Regions from separate parts of the Homo sapiens genome. Here all the other regions are linked to region 2. A link is a contact called in ENCODE Hi-C or POLR2A ChIA-PET data. All regions are on one chromosome and are shown on one strand. Each heading gives the region's core, a stretch centred on a gene start or an enhancer-like site at or near the end of the contact. The rest is flanking DNA. Distances are from core to core; before and after follow the strand shown.

Region 1 (4,258 bases), core at 438-2,937, 140 kb before region 2:
GCTTTTCACTACTACATTATTCCGCCTCTATAGAAGTAGGTGAAGTGACTTTTTCTTACCCCTCCAAGTTCCCTTCAGGATTTCTTTTCTCCCTTGTAGAGTCCCCTTCTTCCCTCTCCCCATTTGCCCAGTACTAAGTCCTTGATCTTTAGCATTCTTGCTAAAGATGTTTCCCTTCCCCTTATCCCAGTGAATTCTCCATTTTTTGCCTGTTTCAGGCTGGCTCGGCTGCTCCACACAGCAGAGGGTTCTGGGAGATGGGACCAGACCCTGGGCCATGCTCTGCAACCACCTCCCCAAGGAAATAAGTAAAGAATTGGCCTGCCATCTTTACAGCACTGTAGACCCCCTGGTGTAGTGGAAAGAGCATGAGACAGCGTGCAGGAAGGCCTTAGATTCATTCCAAATAATTTTCAGGACTAAATTCACCTCTTGGTCCTAAAGACAGAAAATGTCAGCCATGGAGCTTTGAAGGGCACCACCTCCTTGAAGAGCGGAGGTATTTCACTGAGGAGAATGGAATTAGAGGCGCACGCCAGACTTTAAGCACCCACATTCCATTGCAGCCTCCAGCTGAAAAAATTAATTGCCTGCCCTTTATGCCATTTGTCTTCTGCATGTGAACTGCCTCCTCAGAGTAGGGTGGGAGGAGAGAACGCGCCAAGCAGCGTGGAGCAGGTCCAACCACGCTGACCTCTTACAGCTGGGTTTAACTCCTGCAGTTACACAGGGCCCTGCGCCTCTGTCTCAGCAGCATCAGAACCGTCTCCTTCAGTGCATGTGACCAGAACCGCCATGCCCAGGGCTGTAGGGATTGCCCGAGTATCAGCACCTCTTAGTGGAGGGGTGTGTGGGTGTGTGTGTGTGTATGTGTTTTATCCTTTTCTGGGTTTTACCTTATTTTACTTTGGGTTTTATGGTGCCCTTTCCAGACCCACACAGTCAACACCTGGTCAGGCAAAAACCAAGTATACCCAGCATTGGGCGACATCGAACAACAGACCTCACGGGGTTTAGCACGCCTGGCAGTGCCAGTGCCCCTCCCCCATCCCCTCAGGGGCAGCGGGAAGTCCTTCTAGTACAGTAATCTCAAGCTTAGTCCCATCAGGGCCACCTGTCACCAACAGGTGTCCAGACATTGGGGAAGGTAGACACCTTAAGGTGTGATTAAGATCCCAAGCCCGTCCAGATACCCCCTACATTGTTCTTGCTGTTGGGTGCTGGCCTCTTCCATTGACCCTGTAGCTGTCACTCTGAACCGAACTGGCAGGGCCCAGGCTGGCCCTGGACAGAGTCCCAGTGTGGCTCTGGACAACCAGGAACCAGACTGTGACCTTCGCAGTGCAGAGAACATGGAGGGGCTTCTGGTGGAGCTGAGAGGGCACAGTTCACCTCTTAACAGTTTTACAAGTCCATGAAAAAGTATGAGTGTGCGCAGGTCCTTCAAGGTCAAGGACACGAGCAACCCTCCACCTCCCATTAAATCTGAAAACTTGGCAACCTCCAATTCCACTATCAAAAGAAACGGCCGTGTCTTCCCTTGGGGTGGCCGGGCCAGGCTGGATTAGCGACGCAGACGGGGAGAAAGGAGCCGGAGAGGAAGCTCCGCGATCCCGGCGCGGCCCAGCAAAAGCACACTGGCACGCCGAGCCAGAAATCGCCCGCGGATGCCTCTTCCCCCAGCTCATCACAAACCAGATCCAGTCGACAGCACAATCCAAACAGAAGAGGGAATCAGAATGTACATGTTTTGTTTGCCGTGGCAGGAGAACTGTTGAGCAGAGGAAAAAAACAAGCTGAGCTTAGCGCTATCAGCTGTTTCCTGGGGCTCTCTCCTTCCTTCCTCCGAGGGGGGCCTGGCCGCTTTGTTCTCGTTCCCAGCTGCTCCTCTGCGCCTTTAAGCAGTGGCCTTTGCAGACCTCGGAGGAATGCGGCCCTGGGACCCCAGGGGACTTAGCTCGAGGCTCCGCCCGCCCCGCATGCTCGGCCCCAGGCCGCAGAATCAGGAGCGCCGCAGTGTCGCGCGGAGGCCGCTCCTGCCCCTGGCTTCTCAGGGCTCGCTTTCTGCCGCCACTTCCTGGGCGGGGAGGGCGCATCCCATCAGAGGCGGCTTCCTGCTCTCCCTGACACCCCTGGAAGGACACCCATTTCACAGAGCCCACACAGGGAGCCCAAAAGAGGGGTCGTCACAATAACACTTTTTGCAGGCATAGAGTCTGGGGTGAAATGGCTCCCACACTGGCGTTGGTTTGCTGTAGTTCAGATCCCAGCTCTACCAGTTATAAGCCGGTCACCCACAGCCGCTTACTCAACCCCTCTGAGCCTCAACAGTTCTTGCCTTATGGGACTGTGACGAAGATTAAAACGATAAAACAGATTGGGTGTCGACCCAAAACCTGGCGCACAGCAGGCCTGCTACCACAGTATGTATTAGCGGCTGTTGTTACCATGCCTGGGTTCTGGTTGTCTCAGGCAGGACAGCTACACAAGACTCCATCAGACTGAAAGGCAGGGCCTGGCACATGGTCAGAGATCAATAGTTCCCGTTCTTTCACTTGAGCGTGTTCTTCAGTGGTTTCATGTGCTATGAATCTCTCTGGCAGCAGGCTGAGGCATACTTTCCACGGTGCCTCTAAGATGCTCAGAAGAAAACCACAAATGAAACCCCACACAGCTGTGAGGAAGCAAGACAACTGTGAGTGTCTGCTTGGCTCAACCCAGATGCAAGCTGCTCACCCACTGCCCACTGCTGCAGCCTTGGGGTCCCGCTGGCTCCCTGTGCCTCGCAGAGAACAAAGCACAGCTGCAGAGGTCACCTGAGCAACTACAGTGCCTGTCAGGTGAGGCAGAAACAATTGCAACAGCGGGGATTGTGACTGAAGGTCTGGAGCTTCTTGTACAATCATTTCTTGAGTGCCTACCAAGTGGCTGACCCTCGGCTAGGCATTTATCTACTTTGTTTCTTAATCTTCTCATCAACGCTAAAGGCAGGCAGTATTAAGCAGGCTCAGAGAAGCAGTCTGACTTGTGTAAGATCATGTGCAGGGCTGTGGCCAACCCATGAGTACATTTGTGCCAATTAGAAGGCACTCCAAATGTCTTGGTGCGTGGAGCAAACCAGCCTCCCATGTGACGTCAGCCCCCACTCTCCCATGCAGGGAGTCAGCCTGCACATCTGTACACAGCAGCCAGAGTAAGTGGCAGAACCAGGATTCAAATGCTCAAGCTCCTTTCTCCTTGACCTGCAGGACTATATTTCATCAGCTGCGCATGATCTAAATGAATGCTCTGAGCTTCTAACATGTGTCTATATTAGATTAGATGACACGGCAACCATTAGGTCCCTGAACTGTATCATGTCACATGACAGCCCCCTCCTGCCGCATCCTGCAGACCCCCTGGCCCAGCCTCTCCTTATTCCCGTGACTCCATTAGACAATGTGCAAGCCCACAGTTCCCTGAGTCCTCTGCTTCCCTCCCAGCCTTTCTGTGCTCATTCTAACTCCTTCTCTTTGATGTAATTCCAAGGCTATTTTTTTTTTTTAACATAGAGCAGAGTCTCGCTTTGTTGCCCAGGCTGGTCTCCATCTGCTAGGCTCAAGTAATCCTTGTGCCTTGGCCTCCCAAAATGCTGAGATTACAGGCATTAGCCACCACACCTGGCCCCAAGATTGATTTTGTCACTTCCCTGCTAAAAACCTTTCATCGGTTCCCCAGCACCCTTGCCAATAGGTTCAAACTCCCCTTGTGCAACTCCTCCAGCCCCTAGGGCCTGGTGTCTGCTAAACTCTCTAGTTGTATCGTTAGTCACCCCTCCCACCTCATGACTCCACACTGCAGCCAGCTGCAAAGCCACTCTGTTCTGCGACTGAGCCTCAGGCCTTGTGCTGCGAGGCCTTTATGCCAGGGTTTTCAAGTGTGGCACTGTGGATGTTGTGGGCTGAATATGCTTTGTGTTGGGGGCTGTGCTATTCATTGTAAGATGTTTGGCAGTATCCCTGCCTCTACCCACTAGATGCTGGTAGCAGTTCCCCAGTCATGACAACCAAAACTGTCTCCAGACATTGCCAAGTATCCCCAGGAAGTTTGGCACAATCACCCGCCATTGAGGACTATTGAGCTCTGCTGATCCCTTTACCTAGCGCATGCTCCTTCCTCTTTACCTGTCTGGCTTCATGTCTTTTAAGTCTTAGCTTGGTTGTCCCTTCCCCTTGGAAGCCCTTCCTGACCCTGTGACTCCAGGTCCTCATGTTGGGCT
Region 2 (4,425 bases), core at 1,478-3,977:
TATCATAGTGGTTAAGAATGTGGATTTGGAGATGACTGGGTCTGGACTTTAGTCTTGTCTCTACCACTTGACCCACTGGGTAGCCTTAGATAAATTATGAAGCCTCTTCACGTTTCCATTTCCCCATCTGTAAAATGGATTATGGGCCAGAGTGAAGTTTTTGAAATGTAAATCAGGTCATATGACTCTTCTACTTAAATCTCTCCAATGGCTTCCCACTACATTTATCTTTACTGAATTTATCACATGCATATTCTACCAGTTATTAAGAGAGTGAACGTGAATTTGTCTAACTTTGCTATTAATTCTGCCAACATTTGTTTTATATATTTTAAAGCTATGTTATTAGGTGTCTATACATTTAGAACTGATAAATCTTCCTGAGGAGTCTACTCTTTTGTTATTATGTAATATTCCTGTTTATCTCTAGTAATGCTTTGCACTTTCAAGCCATGGTTCCCATACTACACTGAGGCGCTTCGGGGCACTGCCACAGATTTACAGGGCACTGTAGGATAATTTAAAATTTCAAGAGAAAGCCAACAACATCTGTTAGATGTCATGTGAATTATTAGCTGGAAGAATTTTACAATTTCAAATTAGATCACACTTGTATTCGTATCCTATTTTTACATAGCAAATGACCCCATCATGGGTGAAAAGCATTCTGGAAAGGGGAATGAACCCAGTGGAATGTAGAGACATTCAGATACTAGGGTAAGGGAAAATCACAATATCATAGTTCTGGTTGGGACTTTACAGATTGTCTAATCCAGGATGTTGAATGCTAAAAACAGAAAAGCACTAGGCAAACCAGGATCACTGTTAACTCTAGCAGTCCTCCTCCACTCACGGCCATCTCCCAGGTGTCCTCTCAGAAGTCTGTACTCCAGTCTGCTGCCACAGAGCAACCAGACTTGGCAGCTACAGAAAACTGTTTATTGGGCAAGGTCAACCTTTTTTTGGTGCAGTGGTGCAATCACAGCTCACTGTAACCTTGATCTTCTGGGCTCAAGGAAGGAAAAGAAGGGACTTACTTCAGCTGAAAACAGAACTGGGTCTCCTGACTCCCAGGACTGTTTCAGGCACAAAGACATGGGCCATAAGAGCACACAGAGAATGGCCGGGCACGGTAGCCCCAGTCTCTACTAAAAATACAAAAAATTAGCTGGGCATGGTGGCATGTGCCTGTAATCCCAGCTACTCCGGAGCCTGAGGCAGGAGAATCGCTTGGACCTGGGAGGCGGAGGTTGCAGTGAGCAGAGATGGCGTCACTGCACTCCAGACTGGGCGACAGAGCAAGACTCCTTCTCAAAAAAAAAAAAAAAAAAAAAGCACCCAGAGAAATTGCGACACCCCCCACTGCAGGCCAAGAGGAGTGCCCTCTGAATGAAACCCACCTCAACGGCAGCTTGATCTCAGACTTCCAGTCTCCAGAACTGTAAGAAAATTCTGTGGTTTAAAGTACCCGGTCTATGGTATTTCGTCATGGCAGCCCAAGCTAAGACAGGTAGTATACAGTATTACTGCTCACATTATGGATTATTCCTCACCAGCATTTAAAGTATTTACAGATGCACAAACTACCCACATAGATTCTGCAAATGCTCTAATAAGACACTTTTGAATCTTGAGTTTTTCACTTAATGTTTTATCACGAGAATTTATGTCATTTTTATATACAGTAAATGCTCAGGTTGGCAAATATCTAGGCACTTCAAAGCCAGCATTGATTGAATCATTAATGAATATTTATTGAAGGTCTAAGGTATATGTGTCCCGCCCTGTGCTAGGTTTTACTTGTCTTTTCTGAAAGTGACTCTCCCTCCCCAGTGTCCTGGAGACAGTGTGGGGACAGCGTGGGTGCCGGAGGAGGGGCTGAGAGTGGAGGTGGCCGGACCCTGCCCTCTGTCCCGAGGGGATGTGGAGGGCCCCCCTCTGGGTCCCTTGCCCGCCCAGCTTGGACAGCTCCTGGTCCACCTCGGAGTCCCAGGGGACATGGAGAGGGCCTGCAAGGAGAGGCTGCTTTGCGCTCCCTCTCCAAGGCTCCCGTGCTTTTAATATATTTCCCTAGAGAATCCTAGCTGCTCACCCTGAGGCCGGGAAAAGCCCAGCTGCGTGCACTCTTCCCCGCCCCCGCCCTGGGGCTGTGCGGGTGCATAGGGGAGAGAATAGGGGTTGCGAGCACCATGGTCTCCAGGGAGCCTCGCTCCTGGGATCAAGCATTTCTCCTGGAGCTGGGGCAACCTCCTCCGGCCCCTGCCCGCCCCGCCGGGCGCCCGCACTCACTCGCTCTCACTCTCCCTGCGTCCCGGGCCGGCTGCCCGCGTGGCGTCCGGCGCCCTGGAGACTGCGGCGAGGGGCGGAGGCTGGAGGGACTGTGGCCACCCAGGGCGCCGGCGCCGGGGAGACAGCGGGAGCTGGAGGAGGAGGCAGGTGGCGGCGGGAAGCAGTGTCAGGACTGGTCGGAACTCGGGCTCGGGCTCGGGCTTGGATTTGGAGAAACTGAGAAATCCTGGTGTCCTCGCTGCAGGTCAAACTTGTCGCAGCCAACGTCGCTGCGAGGGACGCTGCCTGGCAGGGAACAGGGGAAGTTGAGGAAGGCGGACCGGCGTCCCTGTTCATCAGTGGGGAATCTTGGGGAGACAGAGGCCTCCGAAGCGTGGACGCTCCAGCCTGTTGCCGCCGCTCCCAAGGCCGCCGTGGACCAGCCCTGGAGCCGCTAACACGATTTCCCAGGGAGCCGCGTCCCCGCATCACCCAGCAGGAGCTGCAGGCGACAGGGACGCTCTCGCCGTCCCGCCCGGTCCTCTCTTGCCCACTAGAAGGGCTTCATGGAGCGGCTGCTTCCCCCTCCCAATCCCAGGAGAAAAGGGGCGCAGGGATAAAGGCAGAGGCTCAGGGACTATACAGGAGTTTTTCTGGGGAATGTTAAGGAGAAAGGTGCAAAACAGCTGAAGCTTTCAGGACTGGATGGGGAGGAAAAAGGATTTTAAAAAGCTTTACTGGCCGGGCGCGGTGGCTCACGTTTGTAATCCCAGCACTTTGGGAGGCCGAGGAGGGCAGATCACCTGAGGTCAGGAGTTCCAGACTAGCCTGGCCAACATAGTGAAACCCCGTCTCTACTAAAAATACAAAAATTAGCTGGGCGTAGTGGCGGGCACCTGTAATCCCAGCTGCTCGGAAGGATGAGGTAGGAGAATCGTTTGAACCTGAGGCAGAGGTTGTAGTGAGCCAAGATCGCGCCACTTGCTTCAGGCAGTAGTCTGGGGGCGTAGAAAGGAAGGCTTGGGAGGATGTGGTGGGCAGAATAGAATCCCCCAAAGATATGCATGCTGTAATCCTGGGAACTTGTGGATATGTTACCTTATATGGCAAAAGCGACTTTCCACAGGATTAAAGTTATGGACCTCGAAGCAGGGCGCAGGTTGGAGTGAATGGTTATCCTTGATTACCCAGGTGGGCCCTGTCTAATCACAGGAGTCTGAGAACGTGACATTGAGAACCTTTTAGGTTAGGTCAGAGAGAGATAAGGAAGATAGAGAGAGAGAGAGAGAGAGAGAGAGGAGAGAGAGAGAGAGAGAGAGAGAGAGAGAGAGAGAGAGAGAGAGAGAGATGAAATGAGCAGGATTTTGCGACCTGTTGAAGCCTTTAATGGGGAGGTAAGGAGACTCAAGCCAAGGAAGGTGGGCAGCCTCTAGAAGCTGGAAAAGTGGAGAAAGAATTCTCCCCAAAGCCTCCGTAAGGAAACACAGCCCTGCCAACTCCTTGATTTCAGTCCAGTGAAAGTTGTGTGGGATTTCTGCCCTCCATATCTGGCACATAAGTTATCTATATCTATCTTAGGATATAGAGTAGGTGCTTAATGCATACTTGTTTAATGGAAAAAAGTGAATAAAAATAACAGTTGGATTAAATAAATTCACAGTAAACTGCAAATGGAAAGTAACCCCTTCATTCCTGTAGGGCTGGCTGTAGTTTTCTAAGCGTATGTTTTAAACCCAATTGGCTCTAATGGGAGGAAGTCTGGGCTCACAGTGAAGTGAGGAGGGTCAAGAATGGCCAGGAGGGATCCTGAATTTGGTCCAACATGACTTTCCAGTGAGTGTGCCCTTAGGAGTCTGTGCCCCTCTGTTATTTTTGCCTCTTCTCTTCCTCTCTCTGCTGGAACTTACAGCTTTTCTCAAAGGGTCCTATTTTGTGCATGACTATTTCTGCCTTCATAAGACAAAAAGCAGAGGAGGGCAGTGAGGGAGGAGAGTTCCAGAGTAGGCAAGAGGGCACCTGCAGGGCACCCGCTGAGACTCAGGGCAGATGCTTAGGGAGCAGAGGAATGGTCAGGAAGGCCAGAGCCCGAGGACAGGGACAGTGAGGGGCAGAAGCTAGACAGCCCATCAGAGCTGAGATGAAGGGTCCTTCGTATGC
Region 3 (4,423 bases), core at 1,306-3,805, 180 kb before region 2:
TGCTCTGTTGCCCAGGCTGGAGTGCGGTGGCATGATCTCCACTCATTGCAGCCTCTGCCTCCCAGTTCAAGTGATTCTCATGCCCCAGAATCCTGAGTAGCTGGGATTATAGATGCCCGCCACCACGCCCAGATATTTTTTGTATTTTTAGTAGAGATGGGGTTTCACCATATGTTGGCCAGGCTAGTCTTGAACTCCTGACCTCAAGTGATCCACCTGCCTCGGCTTCCCAAAGTTCTGGGATTACAGGCATGAGCCACTGCACCTGGTCCCTCCTCTTCTTATTTTAAAGTGTTATTCCAAGGATTGAAGGAGAGTATATTTGAAAGTGTTCTATGAATTGGCCAGTATTATACAAATTTAAGAGTGTGTGTGTGTGTGTGTGTGTACGTGTATGTGTGAGTGTTTCAGTACCCAGCGAAAATCTTAAACTTGGCATATGTCTGTGGGTAAAAGTGGAAATCATGATTTTACTTTTTGACCAGTAGAGACCATTCCAAAGCCTGGGGCACAGGAGAATAAAGGGAAATTCCTGGAAATACTGACCTGGAAGAGTCTTAGCACATCCAGTGAAACCTAGAGTGTAGATATAATTTTATAACCTAGATATAATGTTAGGCTAAACTTTGAAAATTAAAGTTTGTTGTGAATAAGGATAGAATTTTTAACACAAACTCTAGATGTCCAGGATTTGTTGGCACCAAATATAAAAATGTAAGGGGGTGAGGATGAACTCATCTTCTGGGAAAAGCCCATGAACAAAACTGACTTTTTTTAGCCAAACCATTCACATCCTCCTGGCATCTTAGAATCCTCTGGAAATAAGCCCAACACTTCCTGTGGGCTTACCATGTGCCAGACAATTTTATACGATGCTTTAATTGATTTCTTACTATTAAATTAATTATAAAAATATTGTTAATCATCACAACAATCCTGTGAGGTGGGCTACCTTGCTCACTTCCATTTTGCAGATGGAGGGACCTTAGGTAATTTGGCCATGGACCTATAGCTAGTAAAAGAAGTGAGATTTGAACCCAGGCAGGTCTGATTCTGGAGTTCACATGCTTTCCTTTTCCCTCTACTGCTTTTCAGCCTGGTACATTTATCAATGACAGTGACCATTTACAAGAAGATGATTTACTTATCTTTTTGAAATTTAGCTTATAATTTATATACTCCTTAAAGTCAAACTTTTGTCACCTGCTTAGAATTCACTGCAGAGGACAGAATGTTTGTGAGGGTCACCTGTATCTCCGAGAGGTGTTTCAAATGCTTTTTTCCTTGCTCAAAGTTTTCGGAGTTTCAGAAAATATAAAAATGGCTGACCCATGTTCAAGAACATTGAGAAATTTTAATGAAACCACTGAGGAGAGAGTAATGGGCAGGGACTGACATGATGCTATGGTGATGATGGCAAAGACGGAGAGAAAAGAATGAAGAGGAGAACCTGGGAATGATTCTGAGCCTGAGAGCCGCAGGCCTCACCTAACAAAAGAATTAGCAAGCCATAATCAACAGGCATAATGCCCTTTCATGTGGGATGCTGAAGACTAGTATTGCACACAGTGATAGAAATAATAATGTTTAATGAATAACCATTAAGATCTGTCTGAACAGCCCACTAGAATAAATAGAAATAGGTAAAGAAAATTTAGTTGGTTTGTCTAGGGTGATCTCTCCCCTATAATCTTTACTATTATTATTATTATTATTATTTTGAGACTGAGTCTCTCTCAGCCGCCCAGGCTGGGGTGCAGTGGTGTGATCTTGGCTCACTGCAACTTCTGTCTCCTGGGTTTAAGCGATTCTCCTGCCTCAGCCTCCCGAGTAGCTGGGACTACAGGCACGTGCCATCATGCTCAGCTTTTTTTTTTGTATTTTTAGTAGAGATGAGGTTTCGCCATGTTGGCCAGGCTGATCTCGAATTCCTGGCCTCAGGTGATCCACCTGCCTCAGCCTTCCAAAGTGCTGGGATTACAAGTGTGAGCCACCGCACCCGGCCCTCTCCCCTGTTATCTTAACATCCCTTCCTCAATTGCCTTCTCAGCTTCAACTAGAAATGAGTGAATTGGCAGACTACCCCATGGCAAGGGAGCTGTGTGACTGCCCCCTCATGCTGGGGAGAAGGTCAAGGGTGTCCAGGTGCTCTGTCCCCAGCTTACTGCTCCAGCTGTCATGGGACATGTTAACCACCACTCCTTTGCAATACTGATGATGAAGACACACCCTACCTCATGTGGGTTGTGTTGCTGGCGGGTTTTGGCATCAGAGACAGGGGATTAACTCAAAGCAAGGTTTTTCCTCAAGCAGAAAAAAAAAATTGGCGATTGATAGAACAAAGGAAACGAGCTGAGAAAAAGCCAAACAAAGAATAGTGGTTGGATGATTCATGAGGTGGGGTGCTCCTTTCTGGTAAAAAAAAAAAAATGTTATTATAAGATTGAAATCTGCCTATAGCTGTCTTGTTCTTTAATGACCATGTTCTCTTTCAGAATTCTAAGTGTAGGTTATGCCTGGGAACGGGAAAGATTTGAAATGAAGGACTCTTTTATCATAAGTGGGTCCACTTCCTCTGCTGTTCCTTGCGGTGAGGGCTATGGACATGGCCATTTCAATGCCAGCCCTGCAACTAAGTCATGGTGATTCATTATGTTTTCCTACCTTTGAGGACAGAAGAAGGAAAGTGCTTTTAAAATCTGCCTTTTTTGGTTTGCTCCAAAAAGACCTGGGGATTATTTGCAGATTACATTCTTTCCGGGCTCAGTAACTTTTTCCTCATTGTTATTGTGAGCACTTTCATTGTTTTAACCAATAATAGCTCAAGTGCAGCCAGGACTCTTTTCTTGGGACAGGAAGACCCCAGGAAAAGCTGTCAATTAGTAACCATTCACAATATACAATTGATGAGTGTCTGTCATTTCCAGTGCTGCTGAAGAGGGAAAAGTCTGGGCATCCAACTTTGACCAGATGAAGGAGAGGAACATTGCAAACATTGTCTTCCATGGGCTATCCCTGAAAAGTTCTGAGGTTCTGTTTCAAGAATAGTAGCAGGGTTTTTTTTGTTTTGTTTTGTTTTTTGAGATGGAGTTTCACTCTTGTTGCCCAGGCTGGAGTGCAATGGCGTGATCTTGGCTCACTGCAACTTCCGCCTCCTGGATTCAAGCGATTCTCCTGCCTCAGCCTCCCGAGTAGCTTGGACTACAGGCATGCGCCACCACACTGGGCTAAGTTTATATTTTTAGTAGAGAGAGGGTTTCTCCATGTTGGTCAGGCTGGTCTCGAACTCCCGATCTCAAGTGATCTGCCTGCCTCGGCCTCCCAAAGTGCTGGGATTACAAGCATGAGCCACTGCACCTGACAATAGTAGTGGGTATTTATTTATTTATTTATTTATTTATTTATTTTGAGACGGAATCTCGCTCTGTCGCCCAGGCTGGAGTGCAGTGGTGCAATCTTGGCCCACTGCAACCTCTGCCTCCCGGGTTCAAGCGATTCTCCTGCCTCAGCCTCCCAAGTAGCTGGGAGTACAGGCGTGTGCCACCACGCCCAGCTAATTTTTTGTATTTTTAGTAGAGATGGGGTTTCACCGTGTTAGCCAGAATGGTCTCAATCTCCTGACCTCATGATCCGCCCGCCTTGGCCTCCCAAAGTGCTGGGATTACAAGCGTGAGCCACCACACCCGGCCAATAGTAGTGGTTTTTTGTTTGTTCGTTTTTGAGAAAGAGTCTCTCTATGTCACCCAGGCGGGAACACAGTGATGTGATCTTGGCTCACTGCAACTTCCACCTCCCGGATTCAAGCAATTCTCCTGCCTCAGCCTCCTGAGTAGTTGGGACTGCAGGCATGCGCCATGATGCCCAGCCAATTTTTGTATATTTAGTAAAGACTGGATTTCGCCATGTTGGCCAGGCTGGTCACATAGTTTTTTTTTTTTTTTTTTCTAATCATCATTCAGATGAGTTTAAGAAAAACACATGAAGTTAGACTTAAAAAATCCATGCCTTATGGAGAGGTTAGCAGTGACAGGGTGAGGCTGGGTGGTGGCATAAAATAGCAGGGACAAGATTCCAGTCACACTTGTGCTCCTGTAAAATTGGGTGGGGACCAGTCTGGCCTGAAAGGAACTTAGGGATAAAATTTCTCTTCCTCAGTTAAGAATCTGTGCTGATAATCTAATGGTTAAATCTGGGCTTTAGAAATTGTCTGCTTGGAATGCACCTGGGATCCTGAAAGTTTATGTCCTTAGGCCAGTTACTTCACCTTTTAGCACCCCTTCACTTAAAAGTACAATGGGGATAGGCTGGGCACGGTGGCTCATGCCTGTAATCCCAGCACTTTGGGAGGCCGAGGCCAGTGGATCACCAGGTCAGGGGATCGAGACCATCCTGGCTAACACGGTGAAACCCCATCTCCACTAAA

The links. Hi-C counts contacts between places; a loop is a spot of excess contacts on that map. ChIA-PET counts read pairs that join two places held with the same protein, here RNA polymerase II (POLR2A). Pooled maps may share reads with other maps.
Region 1: a pooled map shows a loop between it and region 2 (2.6-fold over the local background). The contact joins two enhancer-like sites. A Hi-C loop is called at or near these places in 1 of 168 maps with a recorded cell type or tissue (lower lobe of right lung) and 1 of 50 pooled maps. POLR2A ChIA-PET finds 5 or more read pairs at or near these places in 2 of 52 experiments (BJ and WTC11).
Region 3: a map with no recorded cell type shows a loop between it and region 2 (2.0-fold over the local background). The contact joins two enhancer-like sites. A Hi-C loop is called at or near these places in 2 of 37 single-sample maps with no recorded cell type and 2 of 50 pooled maps. POLR2A ChIA-PET finds 5 or more read pairs at or near these places in 1 of 52 experiments (GM12878).

What each region holds. Positions count from the first base shown.
Region 1 is chr3:141,795,065-141,799,322 of GRCh38, reverse strand. The region is part of intron 4 of GRK7 (G protein-coupled receptor kinase 7); the gene reads right to left. Among named protein-coding and RNA genes, the nearest start is that of GRK7, 34 kb to the right of the region's middle. RefSeq lists enhancers at 1,644-1,763, 2,434-2,493. Within about 2 kb of position 1,687, at least 32 of the 41 ENCODE cell types and tissues checked have a DNase peak (open chromatin) inside an H3K27ac peak, as active enhancers do.
Region 2 is chr3:141,658,258-141,662,682 of GRCh38, reverse strand. No RefSeq gene overlaps it. Among named protein-coding and RNA genes, the nearest start is that of RNF7, 78 kb to the left of the region's middle. Within about 2 kb of position 2,727, at least 6 of the 41 ENCODE cell types and tissues checked have a DNase peak (open chromatin) inside an H3K27ac peak, as active enhancers do.
Region 3 is chr3:141,839,268-141,843,690 of GRCh38, reverse strand. No RefSeq gene overlaps it. Among named protein-coding and RNA genes, the nearest start is that of ATP1B3, 35 kb to the left of the region's middle. Within about 2 kb of position 2,555, at least 3 of the 41 ENCODE cell types and tissues checked have a DNase peak (open chromatin) inside an H3K27ac peak, as active enhancers do.